2 separate regions of the Homo sapiens genome follow, and region 2 is linked to region 1. A link is an interaction called in ENCODE POLR2A ChIA-PET data of the cell type or tissue named here. Cell type or tissue: GM12878. All regions are shown on one strand. Links, peaks and the distances in the headings refer to the core of each region. The heading gives the core; the rest is flanking DNA.

Evidence for each region. ChIA-PET counts read pairs that join two places held together with the same protein. Peaks named below come from ENCODE experiments on the same cell type or tissue, not always from the same donor. Only the 100,000 strongest peaks of a DNase experiment are listed, where the experiment ranks them.
Region 2: POLR2A ChIA-PET joins it to region 1 with 14 read pairs; 14 of 35 experiments call an interaction of 5 or more read pairs at or near these places.

The regions. Positions count from the first base shown.
Region 1 is chr2:197,291,779-197,302,074 of GRCh38, forward strand. The region is part of intron 1 of ANKRD44 (ankyrin repeat domain 44); the gene reads right to left. It overlaps ANKRD44-IT1 (ANKRD44 intronic transcript 1), which reads right to left. Exons shown (of 6, transcript NR_046837.1): 2 at 9,185-9,635; 3 at 7,704-7,757; 4 at 4,748-4,794; 5 at 4,527-4,621. Among named protein-coding and RNA genes, the nearest start is that of ANKRD44-IT1, 5.6 kb to the right of the region's middle. RefSeq lists enhancers at 5,642-5,691, 6,002-6,061, 10,149-10,296 and a silencer at 6,952-7,001. In GM12878, for the core only: no CTCF peak of the experiment used is centred there; no DNase peak of the experiment used is centred there; H3K4me3 peaks cover 3,904 bases; H3K27ac peaks cover 4,856 bases.
Region 2 is chr2:197,235,778-197,246,073 of GRCh38, forward strand. All of the region lies in intron 1 of ANKRD44 (ankyrin repeat domain 44), which reads right to left. Among named protein-coding and RNA genes, the nearest start is that of ANKRD44-AS1, 43 kb to the left of the region's middle. RefSeq lists an enhancer at 3,883-3,932. In GM12878, for the core only: no CTCF peak of the experiment used is centred there; no DNase peak of the experiment used is centred there; H3K4me3 peaks cover 1,706 bases; H3K27ac peaks cover 3,397 bases.

The DNA.
Region 1 (10,296 bases), core at 2,681-7,680:
TCGTCATTTACATTAGGTATTTCTCCAAATGCTATCCCTCCCCCATCCCACCACCCCACGACAGGCCCCAGTGTGTGATGTTCCCTGCTCTGTGTCCAAGTGATCTCATTGTTCAATTCCCACCTATGAGTGAGAACATGCAGTGTTTGCTCTTCTGTCCCTGTGATAGTTTGCTGAGGATGATGGTTTCCACCTCCATCCATGTCCCTGCAAAGGACATGAACTCATCCCTTTTTTATGGCTGCATAGTATTCTACTGTGTATATGTGCCACATTTTCTTAATCCAGTCTATCAGTGATGGACATTTGAATTGGTTCCAAGTCTTTGCTATTGTGAATAGTGCCACAATAAACATATGTGTGCATGTGTCTTTATAGTAGAATGATTCATAATCCTTTGGATATATACCCAGTAATGGGATTGCTGGGTCAAATAGTATTTCTAGTTCTAGATTCTTGAGAGATCGCCACACTGTCTTCCACAATGGTTGAACTAACTTACACTCCCACCAACAGTGTAAAAGCATTCCTATTTATCCACATCCTCTCCAGCACCTGCGGTTTCCTGACTTTTTAATGATCGCCATTCTAACTGGCATGAGATGGTGTCTCATTGTGGTTTTGATTTGCATTTATCTGATGACCAGTGATGATGTTGCTCATGTATTTTTTAAGTGAAGGTGGGACACTCAAATCACAATAGTGTTTAAATTCCATTCAACACATTTTAAACAGTGATATAATGTTTCCATTTTAAAAGTCAACATTTGTATTATGCCAGGAATTACATCCTTTGTATCTTTCCAACTTTGTGATGAAAAACTTTAGATGTCAACCCCCCAAAAAATGTGCAAGGGAATACATAGCGTATAAAAATCTTTTGGTGGTAGGGGTTGGGGATAAAAAATGTTGCCATGAGCTACTTGTAAGCATCAGTAGATGGCCCAGCATGGCCATCCTCTCAGTCCACCCAGGATCGGTGATGGAAATCACACTCTGCCTCCTTTGGGCCCTACTTAGCAAGATGCTTTAAACCAAGAGTGCACATTAACAGTGACTTCCTGTGCAAGTCTTTAAAGAGCTGTCCCAGTTAAAGCCTGTCCAAAATCTCCACAGTACAAAAAAATGGTGAGTAAAACATTTCTTCCCATACTGTTTCCTTGACTGGAGAAGTTGTCCCAGATCTGTTCATGTCATGACACACTAAGCCATCAGCCACACATTCTTGACTATACATATTTATCAAGACACCAAGAAGAAAAAATCCACCAAACAAATATTAGCAATATTTTATATCACCAATCTTTTTACTAGGGTTATTTACATAACCAAAAATTAATCACTTCCTGTCCTTCCTCTGTTCATGGTAAAGATCCCAAGAGGAGAAAAAGAAGGTAGATAAAGTAGATAAAAGAAGGGAAGGATGGTGAAGGAAAAAACACAGCAGCAGAGACTGGCACTACATCATTCACTTATTCAATAGTCACTGCTAATCTACTACTACTGAGTTAACCAGAGTCTTAGATACTAAAAAGTTGGGGTACAAACATTTTCCCCCAGAAGTGAAGAGAAATTCAGTGGCTTAGCTCCAACCTTCCCAAGACACACACTAATCAAGGGGCTAAAAATGGACTGAAACCAGAAGTGAGAGCCTCAATGAAGAAACTTTCCCCACTCCATGTAAGCAGGAAAATGAAAGAGTTCATTAAACATATCTGCATTTACACACATCTAAAGATTAGGCAGTGCTGTGACAAATGTTCCCTTCAGATGGCCAATCTTAAATACATCTCACAAAATTCTAAAAAAAGAAAACAAAGCATATTAGAGAGGAATTTTGGGGATGAGGGCATGGGAAAGCCTTAGTATTTCAGGATTATTACCAGTCACAAGTGTTTTCAAATAAGAATGAAGTTCCACGGTCTTCTGTGTATCACAAAGATCTTTACCCACAGGGGAACGATGAGGCAATATCCTTATGGCCTTGCACACAATGGGCTCCTTCTTCTAGACCAGCTTAGAAGTGGGTGATACATTCTAATCTGGATAATGCAGATGATACGATACTAGAACCACATGATAATTACCCAGGCGGCAGCCTTCAGCATTCTATCACAGGGTGTTTATACAGCATTTTAGGCTGTATCCTAAATATAACTGCAGAAATGACACGTGATTTTATAAGTGCTGTTTAAGAACAGGATAGGCAAATGAAATGCACCTCAGACTGAGCCAGAAAAAATAAGAGCTCTACCTCCACTAACAATCAACAAGCAAAGTAACAGCCACTGGCCTCGGTTTCTCCCTATGAAAAATGGGGATTCTAATGCTCATCTCCTGTCTTCACCAGACAATTTATAATATTGTTCAGAAAATGCTGGAGGTCCCAGACAGCTTAGGTACTCGGTCACTGTCCATGTTTTCTAAAGTTGTACACTACATTAATTTCTTTACAAATCTTTTAAACAAGTTTCTTTAGTCTTAATTCTCTCTGAAGGATAGAGAAAAGGAGGTCAGTCAACACGTGTCATCTTTCATATAGAAGTTAGTTTCACTTCTGAGAAAAGTGAACCTTTATATGAAAGATGACATGTTGACTGACCTCCTTTCTGGCCTCGCTAACCAGTTCAAGGTGCCCATCTTCATCCAAGATCAAACAGAACTCCAGGCCTAGGAGGAGTTTCATAATAACTCAAATGACTCTGGAAGTACAAGAGCAAGAGTCAGATGCTCTTTATAATTCTAATGAAATGAACACTGGAAACCACACACACACATATTTTCATTCTCTCTCTGTCTCTCTGCACCACCCCTCCGCCCCAACACACACACAAACTTATAACCCACACAGAAATTACCAGACTTAGCTTCAGAGAGAACCTTCTAGAATAATGAGCAACATTAGATTAGTAGACAGCTTTAAGATTTATTTTTAATTGTATAATTTCCATTTGTAATACTTGACCTTTAAACTGTGTTTGCTTAAAATTAGCCTCCTACAAAATTAAGGCTATTTCCATCCCCATATTAATCTAGAGTCTCTACTTGGGGAATAGAAAATATTAAGATTTCTGTTTTGCTCTCATATATAAGAAGTAAAGATCTCTCTTCCCCCATCTTGGCTCTTTGAGTGCATCAAAAGTACATATTAACTGTTTCTGAGTCCACATCTGGAGTTTAAAAATCCTATAGAAAAGGCAAGTGATTTAAAATATAAACATATGGCTTCCTTCTCTACAGTGATTCCTAGGCAGAGGGAAAAAAAAGTTGAGTACAAACAAAACTATTGTTTTAAGGAGGATTGTTTCTAATTGAAAGCATACCAAAAAAGCTAACTAAGCTTCTACTTTCTCCTGGAGAAAATAATAAAAGCAAGAATTCCCACCTCAATCTAATTAAATCTAGATCAAAGTGCAACTTAGGTAACACTAGGACTGTAAGAGTGTAGCACTCGATTTCTGAAGAGGATGGCCCCAAGTCTGCCCTTGAGTTAGAGCAAGAGGTTGGCAAATTTTTTCCTGTAAAAGGCCAGATAATAAATATTTTCAGCTTTGCTGACCCTATAGTCTTTGCCACAACTACTCAACTCTGCTGTTGTAGCGCCCATAGACAAGACGTAAACAAATAATACAACTTTATTTATGGACAAAGAAATTAGAATTTTGTTTAATTTTTATGTGTTGCAAAGTATTATCCTTTTGATCCTTTTCAATCACTTAATATAAAAACTATCCTTGGCTCACGGGCCATTTAAAGCAGGCAGCAGGCCATATGTGTCCTGTGGATAGTAGTCTGCAACCCCTGGGTTAAAACTATAGAAGACTGGAGCAGCTGCAAGAATAAACTCTAAAACAATGTCCTCATTTCTTAAAGAAAACTGAGGCCCAAGGAGGTATAATGACTGGCCAGGATCTCACAGCCAATTCATGGCAGGAATGGAGTTAAGAAAAATACTATTCAGCCTCTGGAAGAGCTGGTTGAAAAGGTAAAAGCAAGGCTGGGCACGGTGGTTTGCTCTTTCCTATAATCCCAGCACTTTGGGAGGCTGAGGTGGGCAGATCCCTTGAGTTCAGGAGTTCAAGACCAGACTGGGCAACATGGTGAAACCCTGTCCCTACAAAAAGTGAGCCAGGTGGCATGGAGGTACATGCCTGTAGTCCCAGCTACTCAGGAGGCTGAAGCGGGAGGATCACCTGAGCCCAGGAGGTCGAGCTATGATGGCACCACTGCACTCCAGCCTAGGTGGCAGATTGAGACCCTGTCTCAAAAAAATAAAAAAGAAAAGAAGAAGAAATAAAAAGAAAAGGTAAAGCAGTAATGAAGAAATGTCCTGCTTGAGTTCAACTCACCAGGACAGGCAGTGGGGTGCTTAAAACCAGAGTTGTTGCAGGAACCTAGTCACTAGTCATAGAAGCTCCTAATACCTGACTTCCCACTGTGTAAAATAATTTGTTACCTGCCTGTCACCTACACTCATTCTGAAGGTCCTATATCAGCCACTAGGACCTTTTGAGGGGCCAAATTACCTGTCAGCCTGATTCTTTTCAGCCTTCTGAGTGACACAGCTCTGGTTGTTTCTTTTGCAGTGTAAGTAACAACCTCCACTTTTGTTAGTCCAATCCTAGAACTCCCAAGATATAAGTGTCAATGTGGCTGAACAGCAAGGATCAATGTCAATTATTTCAAAGAACAAAGGACAGCAGGTGACCAATTAAGCTTAAAGTTCAACAGCATCTCCAACACTCACCTAAGAAACTAACAGTCAATCTCCTTCCCGCTCCTAATTCCTTCCCTCTAAAAGAATAAATAAATAAGTTTCTTAATGGTTTTCTCTTATTTTTCCTTATTCCACCTTTTCTTATACCAATTCTCATTTTCATTTCCTGTGACCCTTTTTACTTTGCCCTACATCTCAACCAAGAATCACCTCAAATTGAAATGCTTTGTTAGAATTAAGATACATACACATATCCAATGATGTTTAAATTATCTGCTCTTTAAGTAGCATTCTATAGTTTTAAAAGGGAAAAAACCCCAAATTAAAGTAACTTTTTACAATGTATCTTTCATCTAACTTTTTAAGTCACATTTTATCAGAGAAGTTTGTTTTCTACCGTTATAAATTAATTCGAGACTTGAAATTTTACACCAATGTTTTTTAGACATTCTGCTGTGATGATTTTTTATGAAGATTACTCTATCAACTTTTGTTTTTACACACTTCCTCAAAAAGACACAGTTTTATATTTCTGTGAAGAGGAAGTGGCATTCTTATAAGTAATTTTCAAAGTTCTTTTTGACAACTTAAATAAAAAATGACTGCAAACTCCTGAGAATCTTTTCAACACAAATTGATCCTCCTAGATCTATCTAAACATAAGATTCTTTGGTCAAATAAACTAAGTCAATTGATTTGATAAAACCAAAATGAAAGAAAAATGTAATTCCTAAAGCTGTAGGAACCAAACACTACAATTCATACCGAAGTATGGAAATTCCATACAAAAATAAAACAAACAAACTCTTTCTACCAATGTTGTTTAAGTGAGAGAGAGAAAGAAGACTAGTTAAAAGGTCATAAATATAAAACAAAAACAAACTCAAATCATATTTTCATAGAGCTGAAATTGACCTGAGAAAACTGGTCTCTTTAATGTGACAAATGAGGAACCAGCCCAAGATTCAGAGACTATTTATTATAGAGTGCCAACCAAGGACCACCTGCTATACAAAGACTTTTCCCACTTGATTATCACAACTTCCCCGTAAAGCAAGTATTATTTTACCCATCTTACAGTCAAGGAAAGTTGTGTCACAGGAAGATGGACACAGCTTGTTAGGAGTAGCGCTGTGCACATAGCCCAGGTCTCCAGACATCAACTTTAGTATTCTAAATATACAACTCACACGGAGCATTTTTGGAAATTGTTCGGTTAGATGCCACAATATTTTAAAATATTATACATAAAATACAGTACCCTGAAACCTTGATAGAAGACTCCTTGCTACAAAGCAGAGCTACTTAAAAAGATTGTTTCTTCTTGGCTGCTACGAAAAGGAGCATTAGCAACTAAACATTGCACTCATCTCATGAGCCCCAAGACCTAATTATACTAAGGCTCCAAAGTACAAAACCCTTAGTCACATGGCTTCTAAATTACTCATGACAGTATCATTTACTCAAGTCACAGCTGGCCACTTCTTATGCTTATGGTCTATTCTTAAATCTGGACTCCGTTAAGAAGGATATAGAAAGATTTTTACACTTGTAGAAATAAAGGAAGATATTTCAGCATGTCTGAAGCAATGGTGAAACCACTCAAGGCAACAACAAACACCTACTTCCTGTTCAGGTAAGAAGAGAGGCATGGCAGCCAGGCCCATTAGAATTGAGACCTTGTAACTGTTTGCTGCCTTTAAGAACTACACGGTATAATTAAAAGCATAGTTTAAAAGTCAATGTAAGAAAGCGATTTTTGGCAACTCTAGTATCTAAATTCCCTTCCAAATATCTTACACTGGACAAGCCAAATCCAGGTCTTCCTAAAAGCACACAAGATGGGATTCTAAGACCAATGCTCAAGTATTTGACTCAAGTTATGGAGCCACTTAAACTAAGTCAATAGATGTGTGGACCACACAACTAGCTCAGAAGCATATTTCCTTGGGCAGCAAAACCAGAAAAATCATGTGCTTTTATGGACAAACAGAAAGGATTCTAACAACTTTACTGAAGGCATTCTATCAAGCGAGAGTGGAGGCCTTAAGAGGGGCACAAAGGTGGCAGGAAGAAGTAAAAAGAAAAATAGTTTCCAAAAAGAATGTATCACTTAAATAGGTGCCCTGAGAAAATGCTAAAGTAGGCCAAGCATGGTGGCTCATGCCTGTAATCTCAGCACTTTGGAAAGCCAAGCAGATCACTTGATTCCAGGAGTTCGAGACCAGCCTGGGCAACATGGTGAAACTCATCTCTACTAAAAATACAAAAACTAGCCAGGTGTAGTGGCACGCACCTGTAGTCCCAGGTACTCAGGAGGCTGAGGTGGGAGACTCAACTGAGCCCCGGAAGTCAAGGCTGCAGTGAGCTGTGATCGCACCATTACACTCTAGCATGGGTGACAGAGTGAGATCCTGTTTCAAAAAAAAAAAAGAAAGAGAGAGAAAATGCTAGAGTTTTATAGTTTCTAGTTTTGTAAAAGGACTCTCTTTTTAAACATAACCACAATATCCTATTCACACTTTAAATCATCAAATATCCAGTCAGTATTCAAATTTCCCCAATTATCTCAAAGAAGTGTGCTTTTTTAAGTTTGTTTAAATCAGAATCCAAATCTATTCACTGCAACTAGTCTGAATGTATCTTAATTCTCTTTTAATTTATGGATTTATATTTCCTCTCCATCTTTTTTTTTTCCTCTTACAATTGATTTTTTAAATAAATGAGGTCTGTTTTTTCTGTAGGCATCCCATAGTCTGGATTTTGTAATTTCTTATTTAACAAATATGTATAAGATTAAAAACAAGTCATCTCTAGATCCGGCAATCCCACTCCTGGGTATCTACCCAGAGGAAAAGAAGTCATAAGAAAAAGGTACTTGCACATGCATGTTTACAGCAGCACAATTCACAATTGCAAAAATATGGAACCAGCTCAAATGCCCATCAATCAATGAGTGGATAAAGAAAGTGTGGTAGATACATACCATGGAATACTACTCAGCCATAAAAAGGAATGAAATAATGGCATTTGCAGCAACCTGGATGGAATTGGAGACGATTATTCTAACTGAAATAACTCAGAAATGGAAAAACAAACATCATATGTTCTCACTCATTAGTAGGAGCTAAGCTATGAAGACACGAAGGCATAAGAATGATATAATGAGCTTTGGGGAATCAGGGAAATGGTGAGAAAGGAGTGAGGGATAAAAGACTACACATTGGGTACAGTTCTTTAGTGGTGACAGGTGCACCAAAATCTCAGAAATCACCACTAAAGAACTTATTCATGTAATCAAACACCACCCATTCCCCAAAAACCTATGGAAATAATTTTTTAAGAAGGAAAAAAAAGTCATCTTTAAACATACTACATTATTCCATCAATGGCCTACATCACCAAACCATCTAGATCCTTTCAATGAAGTCCTTGCTACTCCAAAATACATGTTTGTTCACAAAATGTTGCCATGGTACCTCATGCAACATTCTATCCAAGCCAGGGGTATCATGGACACAGAAGGGCCCATAAGGCAACACCTTACTTTAATGCTTCAATACTTTTTGGAACAAAGTAAATACAAATTAATTTGTAAAAAGTCATGTGCAACAAATGGAAACAATGAGTTTTGCTTAGGCACAAATTCATCAATTCAAGTTTTCAGGCAGAGGGCATGTAGTACCTATCAAAGAACTCAACTGAGAAAAATGTGTTAATATGCAAACACCTCTCCTATCCAGTTTGCAAATTGGATATTTCCTTACCTCTTCTTCCTACCTAACATGAACCCTATGACTCAGTAAATTTAGTCACCAGGTTACCTGAAAGGGACACAACACGTCACTCACCTGGGTTCTACCCACATCTGCTGCCTGAATCATTCCCTTCCTCAAGTACCGCTTAGACTCCCTCCAGCTCCCTTCTTAATGACTTTGCCCATCTCTGGACTCCTGAAGTCCCTAATCAATACCCCTAAGCATAGTCTAAACCTGCACTATATGTGGATTGATAACTGTTTCATATGCCACATGAACTCAATAAACTTTAAAGAGGGCCTTTCATGTGCAAGGCATTCAGTATCATCTAACTAGACTGTGAGCTCCATGGGGAAAAAGGCCTCTTGTGATACTGCACCTATTTCAAGAATCCTAATGTGTGATGGCTAAGAATGTGCACCTTGGAGTTGAGCTTGCCCAGATGTGACTCCCAGAGTCATGCGACCCTGAAAAAAATTACTCGACCTCTCAGTTTTCATTTTCCTTTTTTTTTTTTTTTTTTTTTTGAGACAGAGTTTCACTCTTGTCGCCCAGGCTGGAGTGCAATGGCACAATCTCGGCTCACTGCAACCTCGTCCTCCCAGGTTCAAGCAATTCTCCTGCCTCAGCCTCCCAAGTAGCTGGGATTACAAGTGCTTGCCACCACACCTGACTAATTTTTGTATTTTTAGTAGAAATGGGGTTTCACCATCTCTAGCCATCTCTGGCCATCTCTCTGGCCAGGCTGGTCTCGAACTCCTGACCTCAGGTGAGCCATCTTCCTCGGCCTTCCAAAGTGCTGGGATTACAGGCATGAGCCACCGCACCCGGCTTCATTTTCCTCATCTTTAAAATGAAATGATGATAGCCATCCTCTCATAAAAATATTAGGATTAAATCACGTAAAGCATGATTCTTGTCTTGTCTCCTTGTTCCCAATTCTTTCTGTCTGGTTTCTATTTTATTGTGCCTGTTCTTACCTGTCCTTCCCTTTTGTGGAGAAGGGGAGAGCAGAGAGCCCCAGCAGAGCTATGCTGTATCATTGCTATGTAGATGGAGCTCATTAAACACCCCTCGATTGCTTGAATACATGGGAGATCCACTCTTAGAACATTTAGGGACAATATTTCCTGTCCCCTCATGTCACCTTGATACTTCCCCTGAAAAGAAATGGAACTGAGAATTACCTACGACTGAGAATTACCTACAGTGCTAACCATCCTCACAACCAAAAGCACAGTTTAAAAAGAGGGAAAATATAACCAGAAAATAGGACAATATGTGATCTTTTATCTTTTCATAGGGCAGAAAACTTTCTCTTAATTTTGTTTGAATGGAAATTTGACATCCCAGTGTAAAATGAAAGCTGTTTATAGAAGTGTTTCTCTTTTCTTTGTTTGAGTACTTCATGAGTAAAAAACATTTGAACATGTACATATACAGATACATATACATATTTATATTCAATCACTTAACAAATATTTATTGAGCATTTACTATGCACCTTACCCTGTTTTAAGTGCTAAAGACACAGCAGTGAATGAACCAAACTAACAAAATAATCTTTGTCCTGTTATCTATATCTTAGCCACATGTAAGTTTTGGTTTTTAAAATGGGGGGAGTCAAATATATGGTATGAGGGATTTACACTGTGGAGGAAAATAAAGAAAGGCAGACAGGAAATGTGGAGTGGGCATTTTAAATAGTGTGGTCAGAAAGGGACTCACTGAGAAGGTAACATCTGAGGAAAGACCCGAAAGAGGTAAAGGTGAGCCATGCAGATATCTAGGGAGGAGCTGCACAGGGAGCAGGAACAGCAA
Region 2 (10,296 bases), core at 2,978-7,977, 56 kb before region 1:
ACAATGCAAAGTAGTCCATGATTAGGTACAAAAATGAATGGTGCAGACAATAAGTGCTCTAGAAGGAATTCTCAGTAGCAGTAAATTAAGGGAAGTAATAGCAAACAAGTCATTGTGATTAGGGCCCTCAGCATTGCGGTGAGGGCTTGAAGTGCAGAATTAGTTGATGAGTGCTATTTGTTATATAGTCATAAAACAGTAAATTCTGACTTTAAGAGACACCTGGACAAATGAATCTAAGCATAACTGCACACTTGATGGGAACAGGACCAGAGGAAATCGTGCTCCAAGAGATGAAAACCGGATAAATGCCACATAAAGATTCAACAAATGCCCAGGATCCCTCAACCCTACTCCTTCTGCAGGGCAAACAGGCTGCAAGGGACTTCTCTTCAAAGCCTTCTCAGAGGGATCAGAATTTAAGTTGAAAGCACTTCTCCTCTCCTGCAGCCTGACTGTGTGTAAGATACAGTCAAAAACTATCACAAAGCCCCTACTATGCCCTAGCTTCTAGTTAGAAGATAGGTAAAGAAGACACGACCTGCCCCAAAATCATCCACAAGTATCTGAACCACCCACTCAAACTGAGGCTGCCACTCACAGGTGTCCTGAACCCCAATTAGCAAATGGTAGAGCCCGGACTCATTTTAAAAAAAGGAGCAGCAGGAGAACATATGCACAGTGTATTTCTGTAGGCCAATAAAAAAGAGGGTGTTATGAAAGATTTCTTGTTTTTAACTTACTGCTATTATGTTGAAGCCTGCTCTGGTCTATGGGGCCTACTAGTTGCCTACTAGTTTCTTCTAATTCTATGGCTGGAGTGTTGCCTATAGATGCCTATTATAGAACTAGTTTCCATTTTCTTTCTCCATTTAATGCAAAAATAGTCTCAATCTAAGCCCAAAACTACTCATCTCTCCCTGCAACAAACTACTCAAAAAAAAAAAAAAAGAATAAAAGAAAGGAAGGAAGGATAGGAGAAAAAGAGAAATTTGACAGTAGCTACTGAGAAAAAGAGAATCCCCGTGCCACTTCAGTCCTGAGTTTGTATAATGAGAGCACACAGTGAGGGAGAAGGTCTGAAGGCTACTGTTTTTAGCTTACTCCCACAGAAGTGGCAAAGGCATATCTGCCTCCAGAAATATTAGAGGAAAAATGGGGAGAAGCAAGACACTGAGGTTTGTCTCTCACTAGAAGTCAAGAAAATAGGAGGAACAAAGTGTTCTTTGATGCCCTGGCAGCGGGGAGAGATGGCAATGGTGTAGAACGGAGCTGATGAGAGGCAGCATAGACTCGTTTTTAGAGCAAACTCGACTCCTTTAAGTCCTTTGCCGTCAACTGTCGATCTTGTATAATAGCCGACTGTATTATTTCTTTCCCTTAAGAATAGACCTTTGTTCTATAGAGTATTGCACCCTTGAATGTTTCAGTACTAGTTACTATAATTAAAAGAAAGGCACAAAATACTATATATGTTCAAAACAAAGATGAATCAATTATTAAATCATCTTTTCTAAGAACTCACCCATCTATAAATAAAACATGTTTGGAAAACAAATATTTTCCTGCCTCTGCTGTTTTTACTTTCAGTAGCATTAACTTAAAAGATACTACTTCAGCAATACTTTTCTCAAGAAATAAAACTCGCCAACCCTCTTGCTTTTAAGCTACACTGCTGAACTCCTTCTGTGGGATTGGACTCTGCTCAAGGGAACATGTGCTCATTAAAAATATTTCATGCCATTAACATTTTCACTAGAAGATTCGGAGTGTGTGATGTCTGTAATGCCGGCTCCATTCACACCCATTGTCCACCCCATAAACGTCTAAATGACAGCTAATATACAACATGTAAATCACTACAAAAGAGAATCGCGCACAGAAAACTGGCACCTAATTACATGTCCCAGAGCATCACTCCCTAAAATACAAAAGGTCTGATTGTTTTATTTATTTTGTGATAGATTTGGAATGAAATCAGCTCCTCTAAAATAATTTTGTCATGAAAGGGAATGTTTAACGCCTTACAAAAGTGACATCCTTGACAAGTCAGCTTGGTTATTTCCATGACTTTCCTTTCCATGCAGTGCACCAGTGCAACTTCCGGATGCCCTTCCACTCCTGAAAATGCTGCAGCCCCTCCCTTCTCAGAGCTTTGGTCCAGACAATTCCCTCTATCTAGAACATCCTACCCACCCTCACCTGATTAAATCCAATTCACCTTTCACATCTCAATTCAAAAGCTACTTGTGCAAGACAGCTTTCCTGACTAGCCCTCCTACCCCAAGTCTAGATGAGATTCTTCCGTTGTATGTGTTCTGGTAGCTTCCTGTGCTCATGTCACAGTTTGTACAGTCATTATATAACTGTGTGGTCCTTTCATTAATATCCATCTTCTACACCAAACTGTAAGCTGTGTCAAGACACAGACTATGCCTGTTTGGCTCACACTGGATTCCCAGAGCCTAACACAATGGCTGGCCTATAGTAGGCACTCATTACATTTGCTGAATGAATAAACAAACCATATCACATCCTGACACTCTACCGTAAAAAAAAATGGTCAGGTCAAATAAAGGCACAGTGAGGAAGATATTTAATAGAAAGTCTGTTCTGAACATTGCCTAGTCAACTGGCTCTACATACTATCAGCACTAGTAAATTGATTGTTCTCAGGTGAATCTGGTTGTATCTTGATCTGTGCTATGATGACAACCTTGACAAAAAAATCAGTCTAACCTAAGGGTAGCATAATACCATAGAAGGATTAGGTTCAGCATCATGTTACAGAAAACCCAAAATAACAGTGGCTTAATCAAGAAAGATATATATATATTTCTCCCTCGTTGTAAACAAGGTCTATAGAAGTTACCCAGGACTGGTATGGTGCTCGATGGTGATAAGGACCCAGGTTCCATCTATCTTTTTTTTTTTAATTTATTTTTTAGATGGAGTCTCACTCTGTCACCCAGGCTGAAGTGCAGTGGTACGATCTCAGCTCACTGCAACCTCAGCCTCCCAGGTTCAAGCAATTCTCCTGCCTCAGCCTCCCGGGTAGCTGGGATTATAGGCATGTACCACCACGCCTGGCAAATTTTTGTATTTTCAGTAGAGACGGGGTTTCGCCATGTTGGCCAGGCTGGTCTTGAACTCCTGACCTCAGGTGATCTGCTCGTCCTGGCCCCCCAACCCGCCTGCCCTGTACCCCTCGGCTGGGAGTACAGGCGTGAACCACCGTGGCTAGCCCAGGTTCCATCTGTCTTGCTGCTCCATTCTCTGTAGCATCTGCTTCTACTTCATGATCCACAATGGCTGCTCAAGTCCAGCAATCTCACCCAATTCCAGGCATCAGGAAGAAAGAATGGGATAAACAAGGGTAATGATCCCCATTTTGTGAAATTTCCACATAAATCCTCTTGCCAGAATACAGTCACAAAGGCATAACTGGCCAAAAGGTAAGCTAGAAAAAATTGTCCTTTTTTCTCTTTGAGACATGGTCTCAGTCACCCAGGCTAGAGAGCATGGCTCACTGAAGCCTTGGCCACCCGGGCTCAAGCAATCCTCCAACCTCAGCCTTCCAAGTAGCTGGGACTACAGGCATGAGCCACCATGCCCAGCTAGTATTTTATTTTTTGTAGACATGGGGTTTCACTATGTTACCCAGGATGGTCTCAAACTCCTGGGCTCAGCCATCTGCCCACTTTGGCCTCCCAAAGTGCTGGGACTGCAGGTGTGAGGCACTGTGCCCGGCCAAAAAAACAGTCTTTAATCCAGGAGAAACATAAATAACTTATAAAGAAAGGAAGATGATATTGGGGAACAGTCAGCAGTTTCTTCCACAGATTACTCAATGCAAGATAACCAACTGTCACTGAGTTCTGCAACGTGTCTTGGTTTTACTTTTGTTTTCTATCTTGATAAATTTTTGCAACATTTACACTGTCCCAAAGGCAGACTTAACATTTCACATTTTATAGACCTGCCAGTTCTATTGCATACCTTTCTTGCTTTAGTAACTAGTTTTTGGGAGTTTCACTATCTCAATGGATTTCATACTCTGAAAAACATAAAAATATGACCAGGTGAACACCTATGTAAAAACTAATGCAACCAATCTGCTTCTTCTCAAATGTCTTCAACGTAGATTTTCAATCAGATGAAGGGCCTTGCATTTTTCTGCAAATCTCTCTAATATATTCCCTTATAATATATGCATTTTTGGTCATATAATTTCTACATTTCCTAAAATAAGAATAGTTGAATTAATGTTTATAGAAGAAAATCTAGATATAAATATATATATATTCAAGAGGTAAACCAGGCATGATGGCTCACGCCTGTAATCTTAGCATTTTGGGAGCCAGAGGCAGGTGAATCGCCTGAGGTCAGGAGTTGGAGAGCAGCCTAGCCAACACGGTGAAACCCTGTCTCTACTAAAAATACGAAAATGAGCTGGGCGTGGTGGTGTGTGCCTGTAATCCCAGCTACTCAGGAGGCTGAGGCACGAGAATCACTTGAGCCCAGGAGGCAGAGGTTGCAGTGAGCCAAGATCGCACCACTGCACTCTAGTCTGGGTGACAGAGCAAGGCTCCAGCTCAAAAAAAAAAAAAAAAAAGAGCCAAGCCAAGACCTTCTTTTAAAAAAAACAAAAAGTTGTTCAGACTTCTACCACTAAGCTCTTGGCATTTCAAAAATTAAGAGAAAGAGCTGGGTAGGAAGCAAGATGGAAATCCCTAAAACTGTTCTAAAAACAGCAATCTAGTGACACTAGCAACAGTTGCTAGAAGCTTAAAGAAAACCTCCACAAAATTGCTAGAGATGCTTCCTCACTTGTTTCTAGCAAGTCTCTCTCTGTGGGTGACAATGTTGGTGCCCAGTTTAGATTCAGTGTCTCTACAGCAGTCTTGAAGCAAGTTTTTTTTTTATTAGCCACAACATGTAAGATTTTACTGTGAACAAAAGTCATCTCAGAAAGCCAGATCCAAGGACATGGCATACTAGATAATAACCAAATCTCACAGTTCGATAGCTACCTCCCCACTTCCCCACACCCCCAACACCCTCTCTTAAAAGTAATTGTCTGCTCTTTGCAATCAGGAAGTTCTACAACAACCCAGCCTATGATCAAAGGCCTCTCCATCAGCTTTCCCCAAATGCATAATCCACAGCTGGCAAAGTCTCAGAAGCATCTTACTGAACATGAATAAATTTGATTTTTGGACTGGGGGTATGCAAAATCTTGTAATGCAGCCCACAGTAATCATGCATTTTAAGTCTATTCCTCCTTTCCAGGGCACATCTTCTCTCTTTTTGGCTCTGCATCCTCTTTCTGAGGCCTACCAAGAGATCGGCCCTGAAAAATTAAAGGGGAATGTCCTATAACCAGAATAGACTCCCAGAAAAGCTAACATCTTAAAAGAAGAAAAGGAAAATAGAATTAAATTTGTCAAAGTATGAGGATGCTAATAAATTCTACACACACATACATACACAGAGGACTTAGTCGTCAAATAAGCTTAGGAAACACTGATTAAATAATGCAAAGGGTTTCTTTCTTGCAGACCTTCTCAGAGCCTTTAATACTGCCACTATGCATCATGGATCTCCAAGAGGGGCACAGTAAATAGATTTTCTACTTGAACTCTTGTTCACCAGAACATCTTATATTAGGCAAGCACTCTGTAGAATACTCATGGAAAAATGCTGGACTGGTAAGAAATATATCAAAATTAAATAGCAACTATCTTGGGTCCAGAAGTTTATGGTAATTTTAATTATTCTATTTCCAAGTTCTCTATAATGAACTTGTATTGCTTTTGCAATCTGGAAAAAGTTATGTAAAATTTAAAAAAAACATTTGAATCTATATTAACATTTTTAAAAATAAGAAGTTTCAGAAGGTAAGATTTTTCTTTTTTCTAAGAAGTAGAGGTACTTATTGTTCTTTAAGATTTATTATATGCCTCCATTGTGCCAGGTTTTGATAGTAACATGAGAATAAAAAGGAAGAATCATTTCAATGATTCACTACATAGTGCTGGTGGCCTGAAAGAGGAAAAGAAACTCTTTAAAGAGTTCCTCCTCTGCTAATAAATAAGCCAAAAACCTTCAAACATAATAAAAATACTTGTACAATATTAATCTTAAAAATACATATTACTGTGCTTTTCTTCCCAAACCATTTAAAAAAATCTCCCTTTAGGTTTAATGTCTTGATTAATCTTTTTTAAAATAGTCTATATATAAAAACTTGCTAGGGTGCATTATAAGTAAAACTTTATCAGTAGATCCTTGTTAAACTTTATTACTTATTATTTCATCAATTTATTGAATGCCTTTTATGTGCCAGGAAATGCACTATTATTGAAAAATTCAATGAAAACAGGTCCTTCCTCATGACTAGTTTATTTTAGTAGCTGATTATCTAAATAAATTTAATACCATTTACTAATTGATAAACAGTACAGAAAAGTTATAACAGATCTATGTAGCAAATATTTTATAATATAATGGTATTTTATAATATAATGGTACTTCATTTCAGTTTGATAATCACAGCAACTTGGACAATCTAGAAAAGCAAAATCAAATTTTAATTCTGGCCAAAGGAAAACCACGTTCAATATGCTTGATCCTAAGGCTCCCCACATTTCCAGTTATACCAGGTTTCTCAAAAGAGACAGGAGGAGCCAGACATCAAAGTCCATCTCCAGCCAACCTACAAACCACTTTCTTGCTAAAACATTTCTATCCCCAATTATAACCACAATGACTAGATTAAACTGGTATGGCCACCTCTCTAGGTTCACCTTAAAAAAAGGGCTCATCTTCTAACCTTACCAGGCTGTTCCCCCTATGGAATATTCTTAGGCAATGCTGGAATGGTCCCCGTCTTTCCAGCTGAGACGAAAGTCAAGAATGGTTAACAGGACACTCTAGTCTAGGAGAGTTGGGACTTGACTCACCTATCAAGAGAGGCAAAGGACATGCTTTTATTTACCTGGGCCTCAACACTCAAGATGAGACCAGAAAGCCTCAGAGTCATCTCTCTACAGCCCAAAGGGGAGAAACAGGGGAATTAAGTCAGGAAAAGCTCAACTGTCAGACCTGTCAGTCCGCCAGGCTAACCACAACCAGATGTAAGGGCCACAAATAGGCACAAGTTCCTTTGCTTCCAGACCTGGATAAAGAGATCACATTCTGTGACTAGCAACTTAATCGCTTAGGAAAATTATGTTGCCCTGCCTAATTACAGCTCTGCTGGAACTCAGTTTCTAGAAAGTGTTGAGATTTCCTCCAATTTCACTGAGCAAGTGCTCTAATGATTGCAGTAGATACACAGAATAATATTAGAAAAGCTCTTTATTTAGAGGAGTTTCCATGAATCAAATCAAAACAAAACAAAGTCCACCATTTTGAAGCATTTACTATACATATATGGTGACTGCATATGTAATATGTTTCTAGTTCATACTGCTGAATGTCTTAAGAAGTCACTATTCCAGCCAACAGCAGGAAGAAAGACTTTAAAAAAATAAAATAAATAAAACCCTTAAAGAACCTAAGAAACAAGGAATCCAATGTCACAGGAATACAGCTTTAGGACAAAAAAAAAAATGTCTTAAAGAGAAACTTGGGCCTGAACTCTACATTTTGTATGTGTTAACTGAATCCATGCTAATAAATTCAAGTGAGTTGGGCCTTCCTAAAACTAACATAATTAAAATATAACTGAAAACTCAGAAAACCTGTAGAGGACTATCTTAGTCCACTTGAGTTGCTATAACAAAATACCTTAGACTGGATATAAGGTTAACTTATAAACAACAGAGATTTATTGCTCACAGTTCTGGAGACTGGCAAGTCCAAGATCAAGGTGCCAGCAGATTTGATATCTGGTGAAGGCCTGTTCCTCACGGATGGCACCTTCTTGCTGTGCCCTCATGTGGCAGAGGGGGCAAACAAGCTCCCTTGGGCCTCTTTCATAAGGGCACAAATCCCATTCATGAGGCCTGAGCCTTCATGACCTAATCACTCCCAAAGGCTCCACCTCCTAACATGATCACACTGGGGATTAAGTTTCAACATATGAATTTTGGTGGGGACACAAACATTCAAACATTCAAACCATAGCAAGGAAGGACATAGGACATATGTGTGGGCTCCAATCAGGGGAGTTAAGAAATCGTATAGTATTATGAATAGACATTGAACTATTATTCTTCCACCCAGGAATGCAAACATAAGATGACATATGGATAAAAGTTAGCGAACACTCATCGCTGTCATCCAAAACAAAAGTATCAAAACCAAATACTCCTCACAACTGGGAGACCCATCTCAAAGCACAAAGAAATTCAACCCAACTTAGGTAGCTATAACTGGCAGAGGAAGCAGCTGCTACTAAAGTTTCAACTTTCTTAATAGCTCATGTCAGCAGCAACACAAAAGGTACAGTGATTTTTTAAATGCTTGGACAAGACTCTATTAAGCAACTACGTATAGTGTAATGGGAAAATTGAGTTAAATTTGTGCATCACAGAATACAATGGCAATAGAAGAAAGCCACTTCCCACCTTCTTATTAATTTAGCAAAGAAGAATGTGTCATCAGCCTCCAGACTGGTCAGTATATAAGCAGCAGGCAGTATTTTTTGTTTACCTTCCTGTCTTTCTGAATGATCACCCAAACATCCATTTACAGTGTTCCTAATATTATTTGCTAATATCATGTCTATTTATGGTCACCAACCACATGTTGGGATAGAATTGGTACAAAATACCATGTGTTTCATGTGTCAGAACTCATCTACCAGTTGAAACTGTTGCAGGGGAGATAGAAAAATGGAAGATGGGAAAAATCACAACATTTACAAAGACAGCTCAGCTTACGATTATTCACCTTCTACCCTATCAAATCTAACTAATGCCAGGCTGTGGTTTGACAATCTTTTAAAGAGAGCTGACTCTACATCTCAAGCAGTGATGCTAATTTTCTGTTTAGCTATGTATCTCCGTGTTCTAGCAAAATGACCTATCATATTCCATACATAGTAAAAGCATGTGTATAAGTGGGTGACCCTGTGGGTAGCCAATTTTGAATTTACAGTTGGCCCTCCATATGATGGGTTCTGCATCTGCCATTGGTTTAATTCAACCAACCGCAAATCTAAAATATTTAGGGAAAAAAATAAAAAATAATAATACAATAATAAAGGCCGGGTGTGGTAGCTCATGCCTGTAAATCCAGCACTTTGGGAGGCCAAGGTGGGTCCGGATTTTGAGACCAACCTGGCCAACATGGTAAGACCCATCTCTACTAAAAATACAAAAATTAGCCAGGAATGGTGGTGCAGTCCTGTAATCCCAGCTCCTGGGGAGGCTGAGAGAGGAGAATCACTTGAACCCAGGAGGTGAACATTGCAGTGAGCCGAGATTGTGCCACTGCACTCCAGCCTGGGCAACAGAGCAAGACTCCATCTCAATAATAATAATAATACAAATAAAAAGATATAGTATAACAACGGTTTACATAGCATTTACATTGTATTAGGTATTATAAGCAATCTAGAGATGATTTACAGTATATGGGAGAAAGTACATAGGTTATGTGCAAATACGACACCATTTTATGTCAGGGACTTGAGCATCCCTGGATTTGGATATCTACAATAGTCCTGGAACCAATACCCCATGGATACCAAGGGACAGCAGTATACATACTCAACTTAGTTTAAGAAAACATATGAATATTCTGATTTACAAAGCAGATAAAATTGAGGGTACTCATTTACCTTACATAATAAAAAGGCCATTTGCTATAGTCTTTTCCCACCTAAAGGGGAAGGGAGAAACTTAACAGCAAAGCTGTTTGTAGGGTTATTTTTCCTAACAGTGGTACAAACTGCCTGTCCCACGGAATTACCATGAGGCCACATTCCTTATCTCTATGTATTACTCTATTACTCTAAAACCTCTCGCATTTAGGGAAAATTAGAAGGCCAGGAAAGTGAATCAAGACTGATCAAATAAAAGCTCAACCTAAATTCTTTCAGAAACATTCCAAAAACTAAGAAGGAAGAGAAATAAAATATATTCCCTAATACAGTTCTCAGCTATCATGTAAACCCTTTTACCAAATTGAGAGTAGAAAACAGATAACAGGAAAAGGGAGGGGTGAATAAGCAGTTGAACTCTATCCCAGTGCTTCATCCCTAATGACCTGCTGTGTCCCCAAACCAGAAAATGACATCAGAGACATGAGCACAACATGGCCACATGAGTCCTGATGAAGACC